Linked DNA regions of Homo sapiens: region 2 is linked to region 1. Evidence: read pairs that join two places in POLR2A ChIA-PET (ENCODE). Cell type or tissue: OCI-LY7. All regions are shown on one strand.

Region 1 (5,000 bases):
CCACTACGCCCGGCCCAAATATTAATTTTTTCAATAAAAGTTTCAGAAGAATGGTGGCAATAGGTGCCGGAATACAAGAAGCAGTGACATTGAAGAGTAAAACTACCTGGAACGTAACTTAACATTAGGTCATTTAAAAGGCCTTTCTGGATTTCATTTCACAATGCTTCCAAGCATCAGTGTATTTGTCTAGTGGCTGTAATAATCTTTGTGGTCTTAGCCTACATCCTGCATGTGGGATATTAAAGTATTTTCAATACCACTGGATTTTTAATTCATTCTACATGAATGCTACCAATATATAAGTATGATATTACTCCTATCAAGCTGTCCTTGACTGCACAGGGAAAATGAATTAGAGGCATCTAAAAAACAGGGCAAATTATTTATCACTTCTTTTTTTGAATTCAGTTGTCTACTTTTTTTTTTTTTTAACAGGAATGGTTTTTAAATTTGAAGAGTTACCTTATTGAAGTGATCTCCAATCACATGCCATATTCGAGACCACTGTAGTCGGATCCGATTCATGTTGTAGTATGATATCTCCACAATCTTCTGCAAGCTGAACATGCGAGGATGGTGGGGGGAAGCCAGTTCATCCATGGACACAGCACACAGCCAGCGGACAAAGTCAACTACAGGCCAGACCCAACAACACAAGCAAAGCCTCGTTAGGAACAGTCAGACGGTCACAGCGTGAGGCTTCTGCAGTTTTCACAGGTAAGTCAAATACATACCTATTGCATTTCCATCCAGTCTGGTAGACCCAGTAAAAATCCTAGGAAGATAATTCCAGACAAAATAAACATTAGACCGGGTGTGGTGGCTCACACCTGTAATCTCAGCACTTTGGGAGGCCGAGGAGGGTGTATCACTTGAGGTCAGGAGTTCAAAACCAGCCTGGCCAACATGGTGAAACCTTGTCTCTAATAAAAAATACAAAAAATTAGCTGGGCGTGGTGGCGGGCACCTGTAATCCCAGCTACTTGGGAGGCTGAAGCAGAAGATTCGCTTGAACTCGGGAGGCAGAAGTTGCAGTAAGCCGAGATTGCGCCACTGCACTCCAGCCTGGGCAACACAGACAGACTCTGTCTCAAAAAAACAAAAAATAAACATTAGATTTGGTAGACTGAGGGCAATTCTGCTTCTGTCTTAGTACTGGGCATAAAAGCCAGATGATCTCTGGTCACACAGGTTTTTTCTTTTTAATTAGATTTGGAAGCTGAAGTTTCTCAAACTCTCAGACAAGGTAGAGAGGAAACATCAGGTCTGACACCTCCACCGAAATAAATGATGTGGTATTACAAGTATAGAACGGTTCAAGGAAAGTGAACTGAGTTGAAAGCAGAAAAACCTATAGTGAGCAGAAGAGAAAGTGACACATCAAAAGACGGGGGAGCCCAGGCGCAGTGGCTCATGCCTGCAATCCCAGCACTTTGAGAGGCCAAGGCAGGTGGATCACTTGAGGTCAAGAGTTCGAGACCAGCCTGTCCAATACGGTGAAACCCTGTCTCTACTAAAAATACAAAAATTAGCCAGGCATGGTGGTGCATGCCTGTAGTCCCAGCTACTTGGGCGGCTGAGGCAGCAGAATCACTTGAACCTGGGAGGCAGAGGTTGCAGTGAGCCAAGATCACATCACTGCACTCCAGACTGGGTGATAGAGCGAGACTGTCTCAATCAATCAATCAATCAATCAATCAATACATAAGATATAGTACAAGAAATGACCAGAAGTAAAATGATATACTAGAAAATATCTATTTAACACAAAGAAGGCAGAAGGCAGTAACAGTGGAAGAAGATGGGAACACAAAAGACACGACATTATATGCACTTAACAATAGAGGCAACATACATGAGTTGAAAAAGGATAGAATTAAAGGGAAAGATGTTAGTATAAGGAAACTACGTGGTTAATAAATAGAATATAATGAATATTAAAATAATAAAAAGGGAAAGATGGACAATGGAACAATGTCCAGAACAGGCAAATCTGTAGATCAGTGGTTACAGTGACTAAGGAATGGGGGAAGGAAAGAAAAGAAAACGGAGAGTGATTGCTAATAAGTACGAAGCTTCTTTATGGGAAATATCTCTCCTGGATTTTTAGGTCAAGTTTTGAGTAAAGAGAAATAATGGAAAAGTTTTGAGGGGAGAAAAAAAAAAAAGGAAACTGTCAACTCAGCCAACTCTCATTCATGGGTAGGCTTTTTTTTTTTTTTTTTTAGACGGAGTCTCGTTCTGTTGCTAGGCTGGAGTGCAATGGCGCGATCTCGGCCCACTACAACCTCTGCCTCCTGGGTTCAAGATATTCCCCTGCCTCAGCCTCCCGAGTAGCTGGGATTACTGGCATGCGTCACCATGCCCAGTTAATTTCTTTTTTTTTGTATTTTAGTAGAGACATGGTTTCACCATGTTGGCCAGGATGGTCTCGATTTCCTGACCTTGTGATCCACCTGCCTCCCAAAGTGCTGGGATTACAGGCATGAGCATGGGTAGGCGTTTTTTTTTTGCAGATGGAGTCTCACTCTGTCGCCTAGGCTAGAGTGCAGTGGCACCATCTCCGCTCACTGCAAGCTCTGCCTCCTGGGTTCACGCCATTCTCCTGCCTCAGCCTCCAGAGTAGCTGGGACTACAGGTGCCCACCACCACGCCTGACTAATTTTTTGTATTTTTTAGTAGAACGGGGTTTCACTGTGTTAGCCAAAATGGTCTCGATTTCCTGATCTAGTGATCTGCCTGCCTTGACCTCCCAAAGTGCTGGGATTACAGGCGTGAGCATGGGTAGGCTTTTAATCCTAAACTCTTCTTGTGATTTTTAAAAAAATAATTTCTACTAAGGAAACAAGGTAATTTAAAACATCAACATAAGCGAAAAACTCTTATTTTTGACATAATTTGTCACAATGTTAAAGTTATACCTTTTCTAAAAGGTCAAAATGCAAATAAATGTGACACTTAAGCAATTTGTAGCTAACAACACTTGTATCAGTTAAAGAAATTAGGAATCATTCATGTCCAGTAACTACAGAGAGGCCACCAAACCACTGTGTAGTTCAGGGTCACTGAAGAATAAAATCATTACCTGTCCACAGCTACAACCACACTCTGCGAGCTGGTCTCACCAACCGATTCTTGGAAGCTGGCCATCTGTCTTTTATCCACTCCGCCACTCACCAAATTACCTGAAACACAATGCACAAAATCAGCAGTACTTCAAAAACAGTCAAGTATTTAGAACAAAGCATCCTGTTATGTCAACACGCAGGGACAGGGGACATAAATGGGAATGACTCTGCAAGTTCAAAAAAGAAACAAAAACCCACTGATGATAAAATTAAAGTTTTGTTTTGGCATTGGGCATTTAAAATATATCCTTAGTATAAGCTTTCTTGTTTCTACCAACCATCTACCTTTCTCTATAATCTTTTACATTTTTATAGTATTAAAGGCCTATATTTAGGAAAACAAATTTGAATCAATTGATATTAATCCAGAGCTCCTAGAACATTAATGGCTCACACCTGCTGAATGCTTGGTGTGCTTCACAGACTTTCATTACACTCATCCTCACGAGAACCCTAAGAAGTGGGTGCTATTACAATTCCCCATTTTTCCAGAGTCCATACTTTTAACCATGACACTGTACTATTCCACTCACTAAATGGGACCTAGAAGCCTACACTCCGTAGTTGGATGGCTTAGGGCTTGAATCCTACCTCTGCCACTCCTTTGCAGTATGATGCTGCTCATATCTTTTCACTCCGTGCCTCAGTTTTCTCAATTGCAAAATGGGGAATATAACAGTCCCTGTTCTCATTGGATTGTTTTGAGCATTAAATGAGTTAAAATATATAAACTGAGTGCTCAGAATATGACTTGGCACATCTGTTTGCCCTATTTACTATTATTACCATGTTACATCAATCAGAAGAGTTTCTCAATCCAATGTATAGCCAGAGAAATAATTCTACTTGCATAAGAATACTGTTTAATAAAAGCCCCCCAATAAAGATGGAAGAAATGTTGAACCTACCCTTTAAAACCTAGAGACACAAATACACACCCCTCTAATGTCAGGCACTAGAGATCTGAACATTTTAAAGCAAATGGTTTTTCTCCCCAATATAGTGATAGGTATAGAAAGAAAAGTAATGCACCCTACTGACTTTGGTAAAATAGACATTTTACTCAACAGTTTAATCACAATTAAGAGGCCAAAGCAGCACGTCCACTTGCATTCATGAACACTGTCAGATGGCACAAAAGGAAGAGACGGTTTACAGGACAGTCCTGATGAGACAAGAAGGGTTTCATCCCCGTTAGCTTGCAAATCCGTGACTGTTAGCTGTGGGGCCTGGTGTCTTACCGAGGCCAAGGCCCATGAACTCTTCTCCTGCCAATGTGTGGCCCTTCAGGCTCCCTTCTCTTTCACGCCCAGATCCAGACAGGTAGCGCGTCTTCACACCGGTTCCTATCAGCTGAGCGAGCTCCAGCTGGCTGATGCATTTCAAGATCTAAGAGAAAGAAGGCATGAAGAAATGAGTTCCTACCTTACAGCTAGAAAAAGGGCACTGTAATCTTAAGTTAGTCATTAAAAAAAAGTTGGTTCAATGGAGTTATGCCATATAGATGTTTATGCAAATTTAGTAAGCTCTCAATAAAGAGAGAAAAAGCATTTGACTGGGGCGGCGGATTCCTCCCACCATGTCACTTAATAGGCACATCATTTAGTCACCCCCACCTCCTTTTTCCACCCTCCTCGTGAGACGACAAGACACCAGCCTCATTGGCCTCACTGTTGCTCCTTTAACTTGTCATCTCTTGTCCCACCTCAGGGCCTTGGCACTCACTGTTCCTTATGCCTGGAATGTTGTCTCCCCATGGCTCACTCCTTCAATTCCCAGCTCAGACATGTGTGTCCCTCTCAAAGAGATCTTTCTTGTGAGATCGTACCTTCCCATTACCATGTCCTGCTCATACTTTTTTTTTCTTAG
Region 2 (5,000 bases), 320 kb after region 1:
TCCGTCCATCCATCCATCCATCCATCCATCTATGTAGTCACTCATCCACCAACCTGCCTGCCCAGCTTCCTTCCCTCCTTCCCTCTCTCCCTCCCTCCCTCTCTCCCTTCCTTCCTTCCTTCCATCCATCCATGCATCCATCCAGTGAGCCTGAGGCAGACCTGGAATCTGGTCACACTCTCCTCTCTGCTATTGGTAATAAGCATGAAGCCTCAGTACAACCCCAAGGGCTATAGACTACTACACTCGGCTTCCCTGTGGGAAGTTCTAGCTGTCATTCCCAGGGGTGGATGTGGCCAGGCCAGCTTAGTGCTGATTCCTGTGGTCCCAGAATTGGGGAAATCCTCTCAACCACATATTGTGTTCCTGGCAGTGAGTTCGTTGCCTGGCTCCTAGAAATTGGTGAAATCAGCAAGACGGAAGAAGGAGTCAACTTGGGCCAAGCCCTGTTGGAGAATGGCATCATCCACCATGGTGAGTGGAGGGCTGGGCCCAGCTGGGCCAAGGGGTGGGAACAGGTCAGACCCCAACTGTGCCATGCTTCCACTAGCTCAGGCAGCTCCTATCCTTTCGTGCAGCCGCCGTGTTTTCTGGGCACAGTGTGGCCCGCAGGAACATGGATGCCCTTGTAAAACTGCCTCTTAGGCACCAGCAAATCAGGGATACCTCAAAAACCTGGGGGCAGGGGAGTAGAATCTTTTATCTGTCCCTTCAAGAAATGTCAAGAACCATTTGGTTAAGTTTTAGTTATTCAGCAAATATTTATTGAGTGCCTATAATGTGGCAGGCACTGTTCACACCACAATGAACGGGAGGAGGACGTGCCTGTCGTCATGGAGCCGACCTTGTAGTTGGAGGGGACGATAAGATCTTTACTTGCTTATCTTTACAAAGCAAGATAGTAAAACATGATAGGTGCTAGGGAAGGAGGGTAAAGAGTGTGGTGTTGGCGTTCACTTTTGAATAGGGGAGATGGGGAAGGCCTCACCGAGAAGGTAACATTGGAACCAGGACCTGAGCCACCAGTGAGGGAGGGACCCAGGTGGGCATGATGGTTCCAGGCAGAGGGAACAGCCAGTGCAAAGTCCTCAGGCAGAGTCTAAGTGGGTTGTGCAGGGAATAGCAGGGAGGGAGTGTGGCTGCCTCAGAGTGAGGAGGGGGCGTGGTAGGAGACGAGGTCAGAGGGCACAGGGCTGATGGGAGAGTCCAGGAGGTGAGATGAGATCCTATAGAGAATTGTAGGGTCTTTGGCTTTTACTCTGAGTGAGCTATGAAGCTGTTGCTGAGCTCTGCGTAGAGGAAAGACCTGCTTGGACGAACACGCTGGCAGAATCCCTCTGGCTGCCCTGTGGAGACTGTTGGGACCAAGGGTGACAGCAGGGAGCCCAGCAAAGAGGCTGCTGTGATAGTCCAGGTGGGAGGCGAAGGTGGTTCGGGCCAGTGTAGGAGTGAGGTGATTGGTATCTTGAAGGTTAGGGCCTTATAGGCATTGCTAATGGATCTGAAGCATCAAGCATGACTTTGTGGGATAGAGATGGCTCCGTAAATCTCAGCAATGTGGTCTCAGGCCCCAGCATGCTTGTCCCCACCCATCCATTGGTGATCTAGATCTAAGGACATGCTGAGCCAGAGGGGTCCCAGTGCAGGCTGGATCAGGGGCATTTCTGGGTCCCTCACCCCTGTAGATGCCCCACCCCAAGCTGCGAGTCTCAGCAGGGTCCTGCACGTAGCAGGAGGATGGGGTATCCTCATGTGCAAAATGGGGAAGTCATAGCACCCACCTCGTGGGGTTTCAGTGAAAAAAAAGCCTGGCCAGCAGTGAAGCCTGATGCTGGTGGGTGTGACTGGGAGGGGCAGAGGGGGCGTGGCTGGCAGTGAAGGCCAATGCTGGGGGGCGTGGCTGGGAGGGGCTGAGGGGGCGTGCCCAGCGTCACAGGTCCTCCTGTCTCTCCAGTTTCCGACAAGCACCAGTTCAAGAATGAGCAGGTGATGTATCGCTTCCGCTACGACGATGGCACCTACAAGGCCCGAAGTGAGCTGGAGGACATCATGTCCAAGGTAGGGGCCCTCCGCCCCTGTGACTCTGACTCAGCTGGCCTCGTTCACCTCCACCCTGGGTTCGCCTCAGAGCAGGCCTGTGCCCCTTGGCTTGTTTGCCTTCTCCACTGCCCACAACTCACCCCTGCCCCCATTACCCTGCCCTGCCCCGTCCTGGAAGCCATCTCTCCCATCAGCCTGGATTTGGAGGCTCGTGAAGGATGTGGCCTGATCCCAGAATTCCTCCCCTTTTTTCTTTCAGGGTGTGAGGCTTTACTGCCGTCTTCACAGCCTCTACACCCCGGTGATCAAGTAAGTTACTCTTTCCAAGCTCCAATTTCACCTCTACCTCTTCTCAGCTGTGTGGCCTTGGGCTGGCAACTTAACCTCTCTGAGCTCCAGTCTCCTTCTCCATTAAATGGGGCTTGCAGTGGCACCTATCCTTTAGATTTGTCATTAGGATTAACTGAATTAAATTGTGGGAAGCACTGCAGTGTAGTGATGCAGGTGTCAGTTCTGGAGCCAGACAGACTGAGCTTGAACCTCCCTCCTAGTTAGCAGCTGTGTGACCTTGGGCAGAGTTACTTAACCTCTCTGTGCCTCAACCGTTTCCTCTGTGAAATGGGGATAATAATGGGCTCCACCTTAGGGCCTTTGTGCCTGCTGTTCCCTTTGCTTAGGATGCCTTTCCTCTGCATACCTTCATATTCGTTCCCTCACTTCCTTCAAACGCCTCCATATCACAGGGGTCTTCCCTGCCTACCTGCATAAAGTGTCACCAACCTGGTACTTTCTGTCCTCTGTATTAGTCTGTTTTCATGCTCCTGATAAAGACATAGCCAAGACTGGGTAATTTATAAAGAAAAGGAGGTTTAATGGATTCACAGTCCCACATGGCTGGGGAGGCCTCTCAATCGTGGAGGTATGTGAAAGGCACGTCTTACCTGGCAGGCAAAAGGAAAATGACAGCCAAGTGAAAGGAGTTTCCTCTTATGAAACCATCAGATCTTGTGAGACTTATTCACTACCACAAGAACAGTATGGGGGAACTGCCCCACGATTCAGTAGTTTCCCACTGGGTCCCTCCCACAGTATGTGGGAATTATGAGAGCTGCCATTCAAGATGAGATTTGGGTGGGGACACAACCCAACGATATCAGCTCCCTTTGTTCATTTTAATTTTCTTCTTCTTTTTTTTTTTTGAGACAGGGTCTTGCTCCGTTACCCAGGCTGGATTGCAGTGGTGCAATCACAGCTCACTGCAGTCTCAACCTCCAGGCTCAGGCAGTCCTCCCACCTGAGCCTCCTAGGTAGCTGGGACTACAGGCGTGCACCACCATGCCTAGCTAATTTTTTTTTTTTGAGACAGAGCCTCGTTCTGTCCCCCAAGTTGGAGTGCAGTGGCGCAATCTTGGCTTACTGCAACCTCCGCCGGGTTCAAGTGATTCTCATGCCTCAGTTGCCTGAGTGGCTGGCATTACAGGTGCCTACCACCAGGCCCGGCTAATTTTTGTATTTTTAGTAGAAGTGGGGTTTCACCATGTTGGCCAGGCTGGGCTCGAACTCCTGACTTCAAGTGATCTGCCTGCCTTGGCCTCCCAAAGTGCTGGAATTACAGGCGTGAACCACTGCACCTGGCCTTTTTTTATATGTTTGGTTTTTTCTTTTTCTTTTTTTTCTTTTTTTGAGACGGAGTCTCGGTCTGTTGCCCAGGCTGGAGTGCATTGGCATGATCTCGGCTCACTGCAACCTCTGCCTCCTGGATTCAAGCGATTCTCCTGCATCAGCCTCCCGAGTAGCTGGGATTACAGGCATGCACCACCATGCCTGGGTAATTTCTATATTGTTAGTAGAGATGGGGTTTCACCATGTTGGCCAGGCTGGTCTCAAAACTCCTGATCTCAAGTGATCTGCCTGCCTCAGCCTCCCAGAGTGCTGGGATTACAGGTGTGAGCCACCGTGCCTGGCCTTATTGATTGAAATTTAAATTAAAATGGCTACCTATTGGAGAGCAGAGGCCTAGGGACTCAGTAAAAGCTTGTCAGTGAATGTTGAAAGATGATTAACTTCTTTTGCTTCTGTTTCTGCATCTGTTAAGTGGACATAAGAATAGCTCTCACCTCTTGGGTTGCCATGAGGATTAAATTCACGGAAGGTGCTTTGAATGGCTCCTGGCATTGTATAATGAACGCCAGAGATTGGTTATTCTTTTTACCACAAAGCTCACAGTTGTGGATGAAGGGAGAGAGGGTGACCTGATTCTTATCCCAGCTGCAGATTTTTCTGTCCTCTGACCTGATAGCTCTTATCACCTCTCGGAAGAGTGGAGAGGAAGGACCATTTCCTAGCATTTGCTGGCCCCGTGGGATGTCAGGCCCTGGGAACCACTTTCATCTGCCATCCTGCCTCCGCCCTCCTGGGCTCCTCTGCTGCTGCTCTTGTGCAAGCCCCAGAAGGCAGGTGGGGCTCCTTGGCCAGCCTCAAAGAAGGAAGCGGCTGGGGAAGGTAGCAGACCCCCACCAACTGCACGTGGAGCCTGTCAGACCCCCCCAGTCCTAAAGCCTGAGAGAAATCCTCCAACTAGACTTTATCAGCCTTGGCATGGACTGGCCACAGAAGCGCGTTTTTGTCACAGCTTCAGAGGCTGAGAAGTTGTTGCAGTTCGGCTGCAAGGTTAGCGGAACCCATGGGATCCAGGCTCGGCAGGGATTCAGATGCTGTCACAGGCCAGGGCAGTTACCTCAGGAAAGAACCGTGAAACTCACAGGCCTCTGTGCTGCTCGGCCCTGATAGACCACACCAGCCCCTTGCAGGGGCTTTCCACAATGGTTTGGTTTAAATACATCAATGTCAACCACAAAACAAAAAGGAAAAAGGAAAGGAAAGAATGGAGGGTCTCCCCTGCCACTCTGTGAGAGTCAACATGGCTCCCCAGCCTCGGCGCCGGTGGCATCGTAGCCAGG

The links. Peaks named below come from ENCODE experiments on the same cell type or tissue, not always from the same donor. Only the 100,000 strongest peaks of a DNase experiment are listed, where the experiment ranks them.
Region 2: POLR2A ChIA-PET joins it to region 1 with 13 read pairs; 2 of 35 experiments call an interaction of 5 or more read pairs at or near these places.

The regions. Positions count from the first base shown.
Region 1 is chr20:48,993,971-48,998,970 of GRCh38, reverse strand. ARFGEF2 (ARF guanine nucleotide exchange factor 2) reads right to left here. Exons shown (of 39, transcript NM_006420.3): 22 at 4,373-4,520; 23 at 3,089-3,188; 24 at 738-778; 25 at 466-635. Among named protein-coding and RNA genes, the nearest start is that of CSE1L-DT, 50 kb to the left of the region's middle. In OCI-LY7, no CTCF peak of the experiment used is centred here; no DNase peak of the experiment used is centred here.
Region 2 is chr20:48,676,709-48,681,708 of GRCh38, reverse strand. PREX1 (phosphatidylinositol-3,4,5-trisphosphate dependent Rac exchange factor 1) reads left to right here. Exons shown (of 40, transcript NM_020820.4): 11 at 374-474; 12 at 1,955-2,058; 13 at 2,300-2,349. Among named protein-coding and RNA genes, the nearest start is that of PREX1, 150 kb to the left of the region's middle. RefSeq lists a silencer at 1,790-1,959. In OCI-LY7, no CTCF peak of the experiment used is centred here; a DNase peak (open chromatin) is centred at 1,888.